Linked DNA regions of Homo sapiens: region 1 is linked to region 2. Evidence: read pairs that join two places in POLR2A ChIA-PET (ENCODE). Cell type or tissue: B cell. All regions are shown on one strand. Links, peaks and the distances in the headings refer to the core of each region. The heading gives the core; the rest is flanking DNA. Region 1 overlaps WDHD1 (WD repeat and HMG-box DNA binding protein 1). Region 2 overlaps MAPK1IP1L (mitogen-activated protein kinase 1 interacting protein 1 like).

Region 1 (16,316 bases), core at 5,411-7,910, 60 kb after region 2:
TGTATGATAATGCCGTAACTTGCCCTACCATTTTTTTTTGAGATGGGGTGTGAAAAATATTTTTGAATATAGATATACCTTTTTTTAATCTCATGAAATAATATTTTAAAATGCATGATAATGCCATAACTTGCCCCACCAATTTTTTTTTTTTTTTTTTTTTTTTGAAACGGGATCTTGCCATGTTGCTCAGACCGGTCTCAAACTCCTGGGCTCAAGCAGTCCTCCCAGTTCAGCCTCCCGGGCAGCTAGGACTGTAGGTGCATGCCACCATACCTGACCACCCCAAAATTTGTGGTTTATTAAAAGTGATTAATGGACATGAATGGTGAACCAATTAAAATAAATGCAGGAAAATAATACTTCCAAGAAAGGTTTAAATGTTCCCTTTTTTCCTTTAAGGGAAAACTCAGTGGTGTTTTTAGCTCACTGCTATGATTTGAATGTGTTCCCCTAAAAGCATGTGTTGGAAACTTAATCCCCAACATAACAGTGGTGGGAGGTGGGGTCTACTGAGAAGTAATGAGACCATGAGGGCTCTGGCCTCATGATTGGATTGATGCCACCATCTCAGGAGTGGGTTCATCATAAAAGGGTGAGTTTGATCCTCTTGCTCTCCCTCTCGCCCTCTCTTTACCTTTCCAAGATGGGATGATGCAATAAGAAGACCCTTGCCAGATGCCAACCCCTCAATCTTGTAGTGTCCAGCCTTCAGAATCATGAGACAATAAATTTCTGTTCATTGTAAATTACCCAGTCTGTGGGATTCTTATAGCAGTACAGAACAGACTAAAACACCTACTGATTCAGATAACTTAAGGAATTGTTCTAGAAAACGGGAATGTTTCATTAACTTTCCCAATATATATTCATATGTGTTTCTGATGTTTTGTGTAACGCAAATATGGGAATGAGATGTAGGTTACTTGGAGAAAGAAGACTTATTCAGAAGGACTTTGGAAATTAATTATCTATAAACCCCTAAGCTTTTTATTTGTGATGACTTTTAACTTGAGTGTATTGTGTTTAGGTAGAAAAATCTTTCCACAGAATTCATATTTTTTCCAAACCCAGGCGCATTTAAGGTAGATAAGATGATGTTTAGATATTCTTTTTAAAATGATCATATATAATTAGAAAATGCGTTCCCAGAAGAAAAAATGTAAATGACCAACATACATTAAATGTAAGCTAAATCTTACTAGTAAGCAAAGAAATGCAAATTTTAAAATTGGATTTTTTTTCCCCATAAGATTGGCAAGGATGAAAAATATTGCTAATCCCAGTAATAGTGAGGGCTTTGAGAAGTAAGTATTATCATACATAGTGGCTGGATACATAAGTGAGAAACTTTTTTTTTTTAGAGCAAATTGATACCGTGTATTAAAATTAGAATGTACACAGTCATTTCTGGCTATTTTCAAGTTTATGTGGAAAAGGATAGTAAAAGCACAATTCATAACAATAGCAAATGTCGGAAACAATTGAAGGGTCTTTCAATTGAGAAGTTAGTTTATAAATTTTGGTGGAGCCATATAATGGAATACTATGCAGCCATTATAAAAGTAGGGTATCTATTTTCATCAGAAAATATATTTATAATAAGTTGAAAATAAGTTTACAATAAGTAAAAAAAATGAGATTCAGAACAGTTAATATAGTGTAATCTTATGTTTGTTAAAATAAATAAATACATATATATATACACACAAACACACACACGAATATAACAAAATTAAGAAGACTTAACCCCAAAATGTTAATGGAGATTAATTCATAAAATAAGGAACTCACCCTCTGCTCAGGATACTTTTTTTTTTTTTTTTTTTTTTTTTTGAGACAGAGTTTCACTCTTGTTGCCTAGGCTGGAGTGCAATGGCGCAGTCTCAGCTCACTGCAACCGCCGCCTCCCGGGTTCAGGTGATTCTTCTCCCTCAGCCTCCCAAACAGCTGGCTGCCCACCACCATGCCTGGCTAATTTTTTTGTAATTTTAGTAGAGATGGGGTTTCACCATGTTGGCTAGGCTGGTCTCGAACTCCTGACCTCACGTGATCCACCCGCCTTGGCCTCCCAAAGTGCTGGGATTACAGGTGTGAACCACCACACCCAGCCCCAATACTTTCATATTGTCATTTTTTTCTGTTCAGTGAGCATGTACTGCCTTTGTATATGAAGAAGACTGTAAAGGAGGAAAAAGTAAACATGGTCTTGTATTAGTTTACTAAGGCTGCTGTAACAAATTGCCACAAAGTTGGTGGCTTAAAACAACAGAAAATTATCTCACAGTTCAGAAGGCAAGAAGTCTGAAATCAAGGTGTCGTCATGGTTGGCTCTTCCCAAGGCTCTGAGGGAGAATATGTTCCATTCCTGTCTTCTGGGTTCTGGTGGTGTGGCAATCCTCAACATTCCTTGCCTTGTAGGTATATCACTGCAGTCTCTGGCATGGATGCTGCATTTAGACTTTACTCTAAAAAGACATGTGATGTGTCTTTTGTTGTGGAAACATAGGGCAGTGGCCATTGTGGCCGTGCCTTCTGATGCCTTCTCCTCATTTTGAGACTAGCTCTGTTTTCTCTGAAAAGCTCTCTTGAGTCTCCTTCCTTTTTATAACACTTAGGATCCATAGAAGTACTATTCAAACATTTTTCTTACCAGAAGTAAAAGAAAAATTAGAGGCTAAGAGATAGGCTGCTTAAGGTAGAATTAATTTTTCTAAAGCTAGCAAATTTTTCTTGCTAATGCACATTCCAGCAAAGTTGTACATTTAGTGATAATTTTTCTCTTGATATGAACTAGATTTTTAAGGTTTTTTGTTTTTTACCGGATTTTTAACTATGGAGAGACTCCCAGTCATTTGGATTTGTTTTGCTAATGTTTCTTACCTTAATTTTTCTTTTAGAGTGGAAAACTGGTCACTGCAGTTTCTAATAATACTATTCAAGTCCACACATTTCCTGAAGGAGTTCCAGATGGTATATTGACTCGCTTCACTACAAATGCAAACCATGTGGTCTTTAATGGGGATGGTACTAAAATTGCTGCTGGATCTAGGTAAGGCTCTTTGACATCAGAAAAGGAAATAATGTTAGAACAAAAGGCCTTGTTTATTTGTTTCAGGGTAGTGTTTTCAGGACCGTGACTTAATTTTTTGTTGTTTGTTGTTTCTTCATATATTCTTTTATCTAGTAAAGGTTTTTGAGGACAAACTTGGGCTTCTTTTTGAATTGAAATATATTGCTTTGGCCGGTTGTGGTGGCTCACGCCTGTAATCCCAGCACTTTGGGAGGCCAAGGCAGGCAGATCACCTGAGCTCAGGAGTTCAAGACCAGCCTGGCCAACATGGCAAAACCCCGTCTCTACTAATACAAAAAATTAGCTGGGTGTGGTGGCGGGTGCCTGTAATCCCAGCTACTCGGGAAGCTGAGGCAGGAGAATCACTTGAACCTAGGAGGCAGAGGTTGCAGTGAGCCAAGATGGTGCCACTGCATTCCAGCCTAGGCGACAGAGTGAGACTCTGTCTCAAAAAAAGAAAAAAAGGAAAGAAATATACTGCTCTGCAGATGGGCAGATGGCCTATTTTATAATACTGAAAGCATAGCTTGATGGAAAATTTAAAAAAATTATTTTAGGGCTGGCGTCGTGGCTCATGCCTGTAATCCCAGCCCTTTGGGAGGCCAAGGTGGGCAGATCACCTGAGGTCAGGAGTTCAAGACCAGCCTGGCCAACACAGTGAAACCTCGTCTCTATTAAAAATACAAAAATGAGCTGGGCATAGTAGCGGGTGCCTATAATCCCGGCTACTTGGGAGGCTGAGGCAGGAGAATTGCTTGAACCCGGGAGACAGAGGTTGCGTGAGCTGAGATCACGCCATTGCGTTCCAGCCTGGGCAACAAGAGTGAAACTCTGTCTCAAAAAAAAAAAAAAAATTATTTTACTTAGAACTTGGGCTGTACAGTCAGAATATTTTGGAGTTTCTCTTGATGCTTCTTTGTCATAGGAAAACAATATAGTTGGTTGAATTGCTGAGGTGAAGTGAAAGGTATAGTACTTTTAAAAATGGTTGTAGCTATAATTAGATTAGCAAATAATAGAAGCTTAAGATGTAACTAAAGAAGCCATTTAGGAAGTGTTTGTATTTTAGCATAATGGGAAATCTTGACTTGTGTTTTCAACATATTTATAGAGCAAAACTAAAAGGTAAGCCATTAAATTTGGGTGCCAAATTTTATAAGTTGCCATAAAGATTTTGTGATTTTAAAATACTTGGACAGGCGTAGTGGCTCATGCCTGTAATCCCAGCACTTTGGGAGGCTGAGGTGGGCGGATCACAAGGTCGGGAGTTCAAGACCAGCCTGACCAACATGGTGAAACCCCATCTCTACTAAAAATACAAAAATTAGCTGGGCATGGTGGTGCACACCTGTAATCCCAGCTACTCGGGAGGCTGAGGCAGGAGAATCGCTTGAACCTGGGAGGCGGAGGTTGCAGTTGAGATCGCACCACTGCACTCCAGCCTGGGTGACAGAGTGAGACTCCGTCTCAAAAAGAAAAAAAAAAAAAAAGAAATATTTGGATCATAGCTTTTAGGAGAGGCCTTTGTGTTAGCATTTATTCATTTGCGTTACTCTTTTTGTTCTTAGTGATTTTCTAGTCAAAATTGTGGATGTGATGGATAGCAGCCAACAGAAAACATTTCGAGGACATGATGCCCCTGTTTTAAGTCTTTCCTTTGATCCTAAGGACATCTTTCTGGTAATTATTTTTTCCTTCTCTTTTTGTGTTTTTCCTGAATATGTTTAAAAATATATTTCCTACTAACTCTCTAAAAAATTTTCTGCTAACTCAACTTTTCAACCTTTGTTTTATTCAGTAAGAGAGTTAGCAGGAAATTTCACCCAGTTGATAAAAGGGCTTTTTGATTTAATTAATTGAACCACTTTCCATGTAGTATTATGGCTATGACTATAGAGAAATGTATTGTTTATTCCTGCAGGCATCAGCTAGTTGTGATGGATCTGTCAGAGTGTGGCAAATTTCAGATCAGGTAAACTCAGCAATTTAAATTTAAAGTTTTTTGCCCATTTCTGTAATAAATTGTTATATGTCGTATTACTGGGCCAAATTAATAATTGCTTTTCTTTGGAATTTGTTTCTTTGGTACCATTAAATACTGTTTTTGTGATCAAAGTCCACAGTATTCTAGTGCCAAATAAATACGTTGAAGACTAATTGCATTTTTACCTAATCACAAGGGGAATGATAATCTTATATTTAACTTTTTAAGTTTTGTAAATGAAGGGAATAAATTCAGTTATTTTATATTTACAATGTAATGACCATGCGTTGGGCCTTGGGTTAGATGGTTGGGGATAAAAAATTATGGGTCACATTTGATTTGGAGAGTCACATATACAGTTTATTCAAATGCAGCCTAATAAAGGTTTTAAAGGAGGTACGAAATAAGGTGTTCTCCAGATTGGCAGAGGGAACAGTTAAGTCTGCCCAAGGCAATCCAAGATGGCTTGGCATTTCTAGAGAGAATATGAATGTAATTGACTAGAGAAATATCCTCCACAAATATGCCTTAATATCCACAGTTCCTTCCCTTCATTCTTGAGCTATTTAAAAGAAGCGACTTTGACACTTTAACATTTTATAGTAGACCATTGAAGTTTTATTTTTGTAGTCATTCTAAGAATTTCACGTATTGGGGTTTTGTGTATGTGTGTATGATTATTCAATGAGTATATCATTTGTTTATTCTGCACAGAAAATACTCTAGTTATTTAAGATTTGTACTCATCATACCTTTGAAGGACTTAAAGCAGTTTAGGTATATCAGGTATTATTATAATTAAGGTGCATTAAGTTGCATTTTTCTGAGATATATATTGATTTGAAGAACCTTTAAATATATTCAGTTCTGCATATATTTTGGGGGGGATTTTCATAAAGGAAAGAAATTTTCTTTTTTTACCAATTAGACATGTGCTATTAGTTGGCCACTGCTACAAAAATGCAACGATGTGATAAATGCAAAATCAATCTGCAGACTTGCTTGGCAGCCAAAAAGTGGGAAGGTAAGTGATTCTTATTTTTCTTTTCTTTTCTTTTTTTTTTTTTTTTTTATTAGAGATGGAGTCTCACTCTGTCTCCCATGCTGGAGTGCAGTGGTGCAATCTCGGCTCACTGCAACCTCTGCCTCCCAGGTTCTAGCAATTCTCCTGCCTCAGCCTCCCGAGTAGCTGGGATTACAGGTGCACACTGCCATGCCCAGCTAATTTTTTGTATTTTTAGTAGAGAGGAGGTTTCATCGTGTTGCCCAGGCTGGTCTCGAACTCCTGAGCTCAGGCAATCCACGCACCTCAGCCTCACAAAATGCTAGTATTACAGGCGTGAGCCACCGTGCCTGGCATGATTCTTATTTTTAACCTTTGTTTTATTCAGTCCTTTTCAACTTTGAGTGTAAAAATAGTTTTTTTAATTACTTTTTAAAAATTTGGATTATAAATTTTAGAGTACCAAGCCAAATAATTAGTATTGAAATGCTTTAAGAAACATTTGAACTTTTTCAAGATTCATTTTGAAGTATAAATTTTGCATGAATGAATTAATTTTATATTTTTGTTCACATTCATGCTTAATGGAACAACTCTGGAGACAGTCTTATTATGTCCATTCTCACCATTAGTACCTAACATTTTGGAGGTACTAACTGATACAGTTAGACAACAGAAAGATATGAGAAATTTGAAAGGAAGAAAGAGAATGTTCATTATTTGCAAAGGAAATGTTTGTATATGAGTAAATCCCAAGAAAATCAACTGGGGAAGAAAATCATTACTACTAATAAGAAAATTTAGTAAGGTAACTGGAAGCAAAATTGTTTGTATACAGGATTGTTATACAAATACAGGATTGTTATCCTGTATACAAACAATAGCCATTTAGAAAGCATGTAGGAAAAATAATGCATTTACTTTTAAATTGAAAAAGATACAGTAACAGGTTAAATGTACAAGAAATGTGAAAGATCTATATAAAGAAACTTTTAACATGCTACCAAGAGAAGTAAAAGAAGACTTGGATAAATAGAAACATATATTCTTAGAAAGGAATTATTTGATATAAATAAAGATGTCAGTTCTTCCCTAAATTAATCTATAGTTTTGATAACATTCACATATAAAACAACAGCCTATGTGTGGTGGCTCACACCTATAATCCCAGCACTTTGGGAGGCTGAGGCAGGAGGACCGCTTGAGCTCAGGAGTTTGACACCAGCCTGGGCAACATAGCAAGACCTCGTCTCCACAAAAAAATGAAAATTAGCCAGGTGTGGTGGCATATTCCTGTAGTCCCATCTACTTGGGAGACTGAGGCAGGAGTATCACTTGAGCCCAGGAGATTAAGGCTGCAGTGGGCTATGATCTTGTCACTGTACTCCAGCCTAGGCAACAAAGCAAAACCCTGCCTTAAAAATAAAATGTCTCATCTGAAGGCTCTAAGGAAAAAAAAAAGAAAACAAAGTAAAATAAAGTACCAATAAGATGTCTAGGAGGACCAAATTGAGCTGATTCTAAAGCCCATGAGGGCTTTCTGCACTACCCAGAGAAGGATCCTTATGATGTTGTTCTGGATTCCCATCGTAACTTAAAGGGAAACTTTCACAATGTCTAGAACCTCTATGTCCTGCAAATGAAGGAGGAGGATGTCCTTAAGTTCCTTGCAGGAGGAACCCACTTAGGTAGCACCAGCTTTGTCTTCCAGATGGGACAGTACATCTATAAAAGGAAAAGTGTTGGCATCTACATCATAAATCTGAAGAGGACCTGGGAGAAGCTTCTCCTGGGAGCTTGTGCCATTGTTGCTGTTGAAAACTCTTTCAATGTCAGTGTCATATCATCCAGGAATACTGGTCCGAAGGCCATGCTGAAGTTTGCTGCTGCCACTGGAGTCACTCCAGTTGCTGGCTGCTTCACTCCTGGAACTTTCATTAACCAGATCCAGGCAGCCTTTTAGGAGCCACAGCTTCTTATGGTGACTAATCCCAGTGCTGATCACCAGCCTCTCACAGAGGCATCTTATGTTAACGTACCTACCATTGCTCTGTGTCACACAGATTTTCCTCTGTGCTATGTGGACACTACCATCCCATGCAACAGCAAGGGAGCTCACTCAGTGGGATTGATGTGGTGGATGCCGATCCAGGAAGTTCGCATGTGTGGCACCATTTCCTGTGGGAGGTCATGCCTGATCTCTACTTCTACAGTGTTCCTGAGGAGATTGAAAAAGAAGAGCAGCCTGCTGCTGAAAAGGCTGTGACCAAGGAGGAATTTCAGGGTGAATGGACTACTCCAGCTCCTGAGTTCGGTGCTCCTCAACCTGAGGTTGCAGACTGGTCTGATGGTGTGCAGGTGCCCTCTGTGCCTATTTAGCAGTTCCCTCCTGAAAACTGGAGTGCTCAGCCTGCCACAGAAGACTGGTCTGCGGCTCCCCACTGCTCAGACCACTGAATGCATAGGAACAACCACTGAGTGATCTTAAGCTGTTCTTGCACAGGCTCTTAAGCAACATGGAAATAAGGTTGATGAAAAATAAACATTGGGTCGGGCTCGCTGGCTCACGCCCATAATCCCAGCACTTTGGGAGGCTGAGACAGGTGGATCAGTTGAGGCCACGAGTTCAAGACCAGCCTGGGAAACATGGCGAAACCCTGTCTCTACTAAAAATATAGAAATTAGCTGGGCATGGTGGCACATGCCTGTAATCCCAGCTACTTGGGAGTCTCAGGCATAAGAATTGCTTGAACCCAGGAGGCGGAGGTTGCAGTGAGCCAAGATCACAATACTGCACTCTAGCTCAGGTGATAGAGCGAGACTCTATCTCAAAAAAAGAAAATAAACATTGGTTGCTAAAAAAAAAGGGAAAGTCCATGTGGAAAATGAAAAGTTTTGAAAAAGAAAAGTGATGCAAATAATTCAGTTAGATAATAAAACATAAAGTTATGAGAATTATAAGTTTGCTATTGAGTTATGAATAGACACATACCTGTTAAAGAGATAAATAGAACCAAATGTATATGGAAAGTTAGTGTATATAAAGGTAGAGAAAAGGAGATTTAGCAAATGTATTAGCACAAGGATATGAATACCAGGAAGTGGAGTGGGAATCTTTGAGGACCATCTTGGAAGCTTGCTTCTACATGATGAGTCTATATATAGGTATTTACTATATTATTATTTCAACTTTTCTATTCTTTTGAAATTTTTCAGGAAATAAAATTAATAAAGTAGATTGTATAAAAAGTAAATAGTTTTGCATGGTACAAAATATTAGTCACAGTACAAATGACAAACTGGGGAAGAAAATTTGAAACAATAAAACAGAGCTAATTTCCATAGTGTGCAAAGTATTCTTACAAATCAATAGAAACCCATTAGAAAGATGAGCAAAGACATGAGCAGACAGTGTACATAAAAAATATACAGTTGGTAGCTGGGCACAGTGGCTCACGCCTATAATCCCAGCACTTTGGGAGGCTGAGGCGAGTGGATCCCCTGAGGTCAGGAGTTCGAGACCAGCCTGGCCAACATGATAAGACCCCGTCTCTACTGAAAATACAAAAATTAGCCAGGCGTGGTGGTGTGCGCCTGTAGTCCCAGCTGCTCGGGAGGCTGAGGCAGGAGAATTGCTTGAACCTGGGAGGCAGAGGTTGCAGTGAGCCAAGATGGCACTACTTCTCTCCAGCCTGGGCAACTATATATATATAGTTCGTTTTTCTTTCTTTTTTATACATATATACACAATTGGCTTTTAAAATTATTTTTTCTTTCCTTTTTTTTGAGACATGGTCTCACTCTGTTGCCCAGGCTGGAGTGCAGTGGCATGATCACGATTCACTGCAACCTCTGCCTCCCGGACTCAGTTCATCCTCCCACCTCAGCCCCCAACCCGAGTAGCTGGGACTAGAGGCACGCGCCCACAATGGCTGGCTAATTTTTTTATTTTTTGTAGAGACAGGGTCTCATTATGTTGCTCAGGCTAGTCTCAAACTCCTGAGCTCTAGTGATCTGCCTGTCTCAGCCTCCCAAAGTGCTGAGATTATAGGCCTGAGCTACCACACCCAGCCCATGTGAACTTTTAACAATGTACATTCTAGATTTAAGTGATAATTGAGCTCAAGGAAATGTAGTATGTATTTTTTTTCTTTGCTTACAAAAAAACCTAATTTAAAAATTTTTTAAAATAAAGTTTTTATTATATGTTACTAATCCTTTTTTGGATAATCATGGAAAGAATACACAGTTTTATTTTTTCTACTAATCAGTTTCTTCAGAATAATGCATAAGAAGATACATTTCTTGTTTTTCAAGATATTTGAAGGATTCTGTCTTTATTTTCCTCAAACAAATGGGAGGAATTTTTATATCAGAAGGACCTAGATTCCTTAAGAAGTAGTATTGAAGGTCAGGCATGGTGTCTCACGCTGTAATCTCAGCACTTTGGGAGGCTGAGGCAGGAGGATCACTTGAGGCCAGAGTTCAGTATCAGCTTGAGCAACACAGTGAGACCCCATCTCTACAAAAAAACAGGAAAAAAATTAGTTGGGCTGTAGTCCTAGCTATTTGGGAGGCTGAAGCAGGAGGATCCTTTGACCCCAGGAGTTTGAGGCTCAGTAAGCTGTGATCACACCACTGCACTCCAGCCTGGGTGACAGAGCAAGACTGTCTCTTGGGGGAAAAAAAAGTAATCATATTTAAAGTACTAGTAATTACAAGTTCTCCATTTTTTGGGTGCAAGCAATAGAGTGATCACCTTTATTTTTTTCTCTTCCCATGACAAATTATCACCTATTTTTTGCTTATTGAAGTTTTAAGTAATGTTCTGAGTTTCATTAGTTGCCAATTAAAATACAGATTTGCGCCTGGCACAGTGGTGTATGCCTGTAGTCCCAGCTACTTAGGAGGCTGAGCCAGGAAGATCCCTTGAACCCAGGAGTTAGAGACCAACCTGGGCAACATAGTGAGACACCGTCTCTTAAAAACAGAAACAATAAAAACTAATTTGCTTTTATGTCTTGTAAATATATCTGAATGAATTTTGTGCCTTTTTCCTTCTTCAAATTCAATTTAATGTAAACTTTTGTTTACGTTGTTTATCTTTTCTAATAGTTACTGGCAATTCCTGTGGAAAAATCTGTTAAGCTATATAGAAGAGAATCTTGGAGTCATCAATTTGATCTTTCAGATAATTTCATCTCTCAGGTAGGTTTTACAAAGTGACACTTTCAGTGGGCTATAAGGAGCAGTTAATGCGTAGTTTGCCTGAATACAGTTGCAGTTAAATATTATTGGAATGGAAAACAACTCCTGGCTGTTGTATGTGGTCCATCTTCTAACAGCTCATCCTTTCTTCATTTGATCAATAACTGGATACTAAATAGGTCTTTGTTATAAGAAGTCAGATTTAACCCTTGCATAGTATTAGAACAAGTTGTTCTAAAATGATCAGTAGTTAGCCTTTATTGTTAAGTGAGTTTCACTGAGACTTGTGATCATGGACTCTGAAATTTTAGAGGAAGAAAGGTTGTTGGTCTGTTTTCTCTGTCTCTTACATGCGTAGATATTTACAGTTAAGGAAACATAAGCCCAGTAGGTCAGCAATGGCTTACTAAAGTTCACTTCACTTACTAGTTTTCTTCATCTTGATTGTGAATGCTAAGAGGATGTCTTGAATTGTCTCTCTTTCTAGGATAATAACATTTTTTAGGTTTTGCTTTGAAAATTGTGCCAGTGGCTGGGCACAGTGGCTCATGCCTGTAATCCCAGCACTTTGAGAGGCTGAGGCAGGAGGATTGCTTGAGGCCAGGAATCCGAAACCAACTTGGGCAACAAAAGAAGACTCCATCTCTACAAAAAATACTAAAAAATTAGCCATGTGTGGTGGTGCATGCCTGTAGCCCTAGCTACCTGGGAGGCTGAGGCAGGAGGATTGCTTGAGCTTCAGAGTTGAAAGTTGCAGTGAGTAATGATGGTGCCACTGCACTGCAGCCTAGGTGGCAGAGCAAGACCCTGACTCTAAAAATAAAATAAAATGGTGCCAGTATAATTTTTTTCATGATAAAGTAATAGCTGGTAGTGATACTTGAATGTTATTGAAAAGTGAGGTTAGAAAATAAGCAAACTTTGTCTTGTATCGAATATAATTAGAAATAATATAGAACAGGGATATAAAAATTTGAATTTGGTTGATTCCCCTCCAAATTCTTGAAAAAAAATGAAAAGAAAATTGAATTTGGTAATAAAATGAGTATTTAGTTTGAAATTTTACAAAATCATTATTTATTAACTGTTTTTCTTTACAGACCCTCAATATAGTAACCTGGTCTCCCTGTGGGCAATATTTAGCTGCAGGTAGTATTAATGGTCTAATCATAGTTTGGAATGTGGAAACCAAAGACTGCATGGAAAGGTATGATTTAGTGTATCTTTTGTCTCTTCTTTGCTCATCTCTATTAGTTTTGTATTTGTTTTATTTTGAAACATTTCAAATTTGCCATCAGATTGTCAGAATGAAAGTATAATTAAATTTATATTATTTATAAATTATTGTCAAAAGTCATTTATTCTTTCCTAACTAAAATTTACCTAAAGAAATGTACAATTTATATTTTTCTTGACAGTATTTTTAGAACCTACTTTTTAATTTTTAGGGTGAAACATGAGAAAGGTTATGCAATTTGTGGTCTGGCATGGCATCCTACTTGTGGTCGAATATCGTATACTGATGCGGAAGGAAATCTAGGGCTTCTAGAGAATGTTTGTGACCCCAGTGGAAAGACATCAAGCAGTAAGGTAAAAGGGAGTATGGTACAACAGTTTCTTCAAAATGTTTCTGTGATCATATGGATTTGGAAGACACCACAAACTGCCTTACTTTCTTGGAAAATTACCTTTCATGTTACTATAGTAGATGCTGAGTAGTAATCTATAGTAAGAAAACTTCTTACTTGTTCAACCTGATGTCTCCCAAGTGTATTTTACTAAGAAACTTTTTTCTCTCCATATAATGCCTTTCCAAGGAATACCTTTCATTAAATACTATTTTGTATCAGGTCTCAGTTTGGCCTGCAAACTGTTTCTACTCTGAATTAGCCTTAACTCTTAGAACTACCTATACACCTCCTCTGCTTAGTCAAACAGCTTTACTGAGCAACTTTAAACAGGCACCTTGTTTTATACCTTCTTGCTTTTGTTCATTATTCACCCTGCCTGGCAGATGTACCTATTTATATTCAAGTCTTAGTTTAGACTTCTGGTTACAGATTGCAGACTTAATACATGCATTTATAGCTGTCCCTCCTGAAACCCCCACAAAAACTATACTAAAGGCATTTTCTTAAATGCATAATCCCATAAGGTTAAAGAAGTCAGTTGAAGGGATGATTATAAAAATAATTTTGAGCTCTGCTGCAGTGACTCACACCTGTAATCCCAACACTTTGGGAGGATTGCTTGAGCCCAGGAGTTTGAGATCAGCCTGGGCAACATGGTGGGACCCCATCTCTACAAAAAATTAAAAAATAAAAATTAGGCAAGTGTGGTGGTGTGTGCCTGTAGTTTCATGCTCCTACTCAGAAGGCTGAGGTGGGAGGATCACTAGAGCCCAGGAGGTTGAGGCTACAGCAAGCCGTGATTGTGCCACTGCACTCCAGCCTGGATGACAGTGATACCCCATCTAAAAAATAAAAATAAAAAAGTGGAGGCTAGAAAATAGAAGGATGATGAGAAACTCACTTCAGCTTCTCAAAAAGTTGAATTCTAAAACTGTAGTTTCTGGAAGTTGAGGTGCTACTCAGTTTGCCTCACTGAATCCCCAGAGATTCAGAATTTGGTAGCACTAGGTGCTTCTAGAAGTGGGGCTGAAAACAGGAGAGGTGATTTAATAAGCACATAGAGTGTTCTAGTCTCAACATCTGTGTTCAAAGCTGGGTACCTGCCCTCCCCCATCTTCACATGCATTCTGGCAGAATGTTGGAGATTTGTTTTTTTAGAAAAGATGAAATAGACTGTCCTTGGTCTAGGGACACTGGTTACAGTTGAGTGGTCTTGGGTAAGGGGGAAATACTGTACTGAAAACAGAGGATTAAATGAAAGATTAGATACTTGAATGTTGAAATGATCATCTCACTTCTAGTAGGTTCCCAGAACATTGTCAGCCATTCTTATGCATTTCAGGCAGGAGATTGGAAAAATCATCTTTGGGGAATTTGTCTAAGAGAAAAGACGTAAAGAGAGAGTTTCTTAACTCCAGGGAAGACAAAAAGTTGTAAAAGAAAGGAACAGTGATCATAATATACTGTATGTGTAAAAAGATAGGAATAATGCCAACCACTTGGGGTTATTGGGAGGATTAAGTGAATTATGTATAGTTAGAACAGTGTCTAGCACACTTCATAAGTTTGGCATACTTTATAAGTGTTGGCTATTATTTTTATTATTCAGCCATGAATAGCATTTACATGATCTTAATAACCTAAATACTGTATATTGATTGAACCACAAGGAGGATATATCTATCTATATTGGGAGAATTGGGGTCGGAGAGTAGTGTACATGCAAGCATGGCGGTTGGGGTGGTTGTGAAAGGGTACCAGATCCTCATCTGCCATAGATGGAAGTTAATAGGATCTGTTAAACACAATGATTAAAAGTGAAAAAAAAAAATTCTACTAGAATATGATTTACAGGTATGGAAGAAGTAGCAAAGAAACAACTAAAAGAGCTGGAAGGATTTATTCTGTAGAGAAGTAAATTGGGGCTGTGGAGAGGACTGTTTTCATAGCACGCCTTGTAAAACTGCCTAACTAATATATATGCATGTGTAACATTGGTAAAAACAAAAAGTGAATTAAGAAAAAAAATTTTGGCTGGGCACGGTGGCTCACGGCTGTAATCCCAGCACTTTGGGAGGCCGAGGCCGGTGGATCACCTGAGGTCAGGAGTTCAAGACCAGCCTGGCCAACATGACGAAACCCCGTCTCTACTAAAAATACAAAAATTAGCTGGGCTAATTTCACATCTGTGAACATTTTATCGCCTTCATCATAAATATGAGGCACAGTCCTCCATTAAAAATTTTTTTTTTTCTTTGAGGCAAAGTCTCCTTCTGTTGCCCAGGCTGGAGTGCAATGGTGGCTCCCTGCAACCTCCGCCTCCTGGGTTGAAGCGATTCTCCTGCCTCAGCCTCCCAAGTACCTAGGATAACAGGCACCCACCACCACGCCCTGCTAATTTTTTGTATTTTTAGTAGAGACAGGGTTTCACCATGTTAGCCAGGCTGGTCTTGAATTCCTGACCTCAGGTGATCCACCCACCGCAGCCCCCCAAAGTGCTAGGGTTACAGACATGGGCCACCGTGCCTGGCCTCCCCATTTTTTTTTTTTGAGACGGAGTTCCGCTCTTGTTGCCCAAGCTGGAGTGCAATGGCGCGATCTCGGCTCACTGCAACCTCTGCTTCCCGGGTTCAAGTGATTCTCCTGCCTCAGCCTCCTGAGTAGCTGGGATTACAGGCTTGTGCCCCCACGCCTGGCTAATTTTTGCATTTTTAGTAGAGACGGGGTTTCACTGTGTTAGCCAGGATGGTCTCGATCTCCTGACCTCGTGATCTGCCCACCTCGGCCTCCCAAAGTGCTGGGATTACAGGCATGAGACACCATGCCCGGCCTCCCCATTTTTTTTAATTAGAAAATCCAAAAACAATTTTTTGTCAGCTTGAGTACACAAACTTTTAGGACTATAAATGGAATGGTTGAATATCTTCTTATAGCACTTAGTTATTAATTTACTCATATCAAGTATTTTTCAATGTATGGATTTAGAAACACTTTTTCATCTCATTTTATTAAACATCAGTTTTCAGAGCACAGTTATGTTTACTTCCATTTAAAAGGTTTATGAGGGTCTGGGTACGGTGGCTAACGCCTACAATCCCAGAACTTTTGGAGGCCGAGGTGGGTTTATCACCTGAGGTCAGGAGTTCAAGAATAGCCTGGCCAACATGGGGAAACCCCGTCTCTACTGAAAATACAAAAATTAGCCAGGTGTGGTTGTGTAGGCCTGTAAACCCAGGTACTCAGGAAGCTGAGGCAGGAAAATCACTTGAGCCTGGGAGATGAAGTTTGCAGTGAGCCAAGATCACGCCACTGCACTCCAGCCTGGGTGACAGGGTGAGACTCTGTGTCAAAAAAAAAAAAAAAAAAAAAAAAGGCTGGGCGCTGTGGCTCACGCCTGTAATCCCAGCACTTTGGGAG
Region 2 (2,500 bases), core at 1-2,500:
TGAGAAAGTGGCAGGATGGGACAGACAAGCCAAGGTCTTTGAAGTGCTCCACTTGATTCTTGAGAACCGGGTGTGAATGACGACCTAAGGTCTATGTTTTAATTTTTGTCTTTTTGGTTTCAACATTTCAAAACCTAAGCTTCCAACTCCAAGAAACAGCATTCCTGAACACCTCAACTATTTCCATTAGATTTGAAAATTCTTCCTCTGAAGCCCAAATGTCAGCATATTCTATAATCTGTATCCCCCTCAAGACCAAATATACTTGCTAACAAGCAGTCTTTTCCATAAATCAGTTTCAGCCTAGCATGTCTTGTTTTGAAAGCAACATTGTTCCCTTTTAAAAAGAAAAAAAGGTCACGCATGGTGGCTCACGCCTGTAATCTCAGCACTTTGGGAGGCTGAGGCAGGCGGATCACGAGGTCAGGAGTTTCAGACCACCCTGGCCAACATGGTGAAACCCCCGTCTCTACTAAAAATACAAAAATGGGTGTGGTGGCGGGCACCTGTAATCCCAGCTACTTGGGAGGCTGAGGCAGAAGAATCGTTTGAACCTGGAGGCAGAGGTTGCAGCGAGCCAAGATCACGCCATTGCACTCCAGCCTGGGTGACAGGGCAAGACTCTGTCTCCAAAAAAAAAAGAAAAAAGGAAAAAAGCCTTTCTTGATGCTGTTCCCCATTTCTCCACTAAAACGCCTGCTTTTCTTAACTCCACACCGAACCAACCTGAAATATTTTGGCCCAGAATGCCAACAAGAATTGAAGAAAAGATGCTTTACAAAAATAACAATATAAAAGCAAATTATATTATCCCTTTTATCTCCATTCTTACATTAAAAAAAAAAAAAAAAATCGGCCGGACGTGGTGGCTCACGCCTGTAATCCCAGCACTTTGGGAAGCCAAGGCGGGCAGATCACGAGGTCAGGAGATCGAGACCATCCTGGCTAACACAGTGAAACCCCATCTCTACTAAAAAAAAAAAAAAAAAAAAATTAGCCGGGCATGGTGGCGGGCACCTGTAGTCCCAGCTGCTTGGGAGGCTGAGGCAGGAGAATGGTGTGAACCTGGGAGATGGAGCTTGCAGTGAACCAAGATAGCACCACTGCACTCCAGCATGGGCGACAGAGCGAGACTCCGTCTCAAAAAAAAAAAAAAATCTCCCCCAAATACCAGTTGCAAAGTCCTTGAAAACAAAGGGAGTACAATAGCAGTATGATTTAGGGCACACTGGACAGTATGGGTCACTAGCAAAATTATTATACTTATAGGGAGTAATAATCCCAAATTGTGTTCATGGCCCTTCAAATCCTTTAGCAACAGATTTTCTCCCAAAATCAATGGACTTCATAATTATAGATTCCCAAACCTGCTATCTCTTCTTCCTACTCAAATTATATTTGCTCCAGTGTTAAACTAAATACTGCTAATTTGTCAGCTTATCCCAATGTAGGACAGCCAAAATAACTGTAAGGAGAGCTATCTTTGCAGCCATCTCACTTTTCACATTACTTTATCCCTCCATGGTTAACTGACATTTTGATATTGATAATTCAAGCCAAGGCTACCTGCCTTGTAGACTAAGGGGGCTACTTTGACAACAGAGTTCAACAGTATTGTAGACAGCTAACACCTGTCCTTGAAGAGAAGTGAAAGAAAAAGCTAACAACATTCCGCAGTCTGAAAATATCTTAACAAATTAGTTTCTACTTTCTCATTTCTAAAAGCTTGAATCTATCATCTAGTTAACATAAGGGATGATTAAACACTGAATGTTCCTCTCAAAGGTAACCATTTTGCTTTCTTAGAAGGAGGTAGCTATCAAACCAAAAAACTGGCAGCATTTGGCATTCTTGACATTTTAATTAGAGCAGAAATAAACTACTAAATATTTTATTTCTAAGCAAAACAGAGCTCCAGCATAAATCCTGTTTGTCTGAGAAATTCACAATACATTTTAGAAATCCAATGGATACATTCAAAATGTTATCTAATAAATAACAAGGTCAGGTCTACTCCAAATCTAAGAATCTGATTTAAACATAAGGTGCCAAAAAACTACCAGGGCTTTTTTTTTTTGGTGGTTATAAACAATACTTGATATTTAAGCAACACAGTCACACTGCTTTAAACTTAGTTGCAGAGATCTACAATTTATTATTATTTTCAGTGTTAGAGCTAGAGGGTAATTTTTTCAAAGATGGCACTCAACTCCACTTATTTACCTGTCAACAAATACAGAACTGAACTGTTAGCCATAAGCACTTTACAAACAGACTCAGGAAACTATGCAGTAGACAATGACATAGCTTAACCAGACTCTGAAAAAGAGATACATATTTTGATTCACACTTGTACAAAGAGAACAGTCATGTCTGCATGACTTAAGGTTCCCTAAACACAACTGTTTTATGTTTTAGACCCCTGGAGTGTGCCAGTTTACCACATCAGGGAGGAATCAAGGGATGTGTGTGCTCCTTCTAAAGAACCAAGGGCAAGTGG

Evidence for each region. Peaks named below come from ENCODE experiments on the same cell type or tissue, not always from the same donor. Only the 100,000 strongest peaks of a DNase experiment are listed, where the experiment ranks them.
Region 1: POLR2A ChIA-PET joins it to region 2 with 5 read pairs; 8 of 35 experiments call an interaction of 5 or more read pairs at or near these places.

What each region holds. Positions count from the first base shown.
Region 1 is chr14:54,997,045-55,013,360 of GRCh38, reverse strand. WDHD1 (WD repeat and HMG-box DNA binding protein 1) reads left to right here. Exons shown (of 26, transcript NM_007086.4): 4 at 2,901-3,052; 5 at 4,642-4,753; 6 at 4,995-5,045; 7 at 5,986-6,081; 8 at 11,176-11,268; 9 at 12,369-12,475; 10 at 12,717-12,858. It also overlaps the pseudogene RPSAP13. Among named protein-coding and RNA genes, the nearest start is that of WDHD1, 22 kb to the left of the region's middle. In B cell, for the core only: no CTCF peak of the experiment used is centred there; no DNase peak of the experiment used is centred there.
Region 2 is chr14:55,065,558-55,068,057 of GRCh38, reverse strand. MAPK1IP1L (mitogen-activated protein kinase 1 interacting protein 1 like) reads right to left here. Exons shown (of 4, transcript NM_144578.4): 4 at 1-2,500. Among named protein-coding and RNA genes, the nearest start is that of MAPK1IP1L, 15 kb to the right of the region's middle. In B cell, for the core only: no CTCF peak of the experiment used is centred there; no DNase peak of the experiment used is centred there; H3K27ac peaks cover 1,345 bases.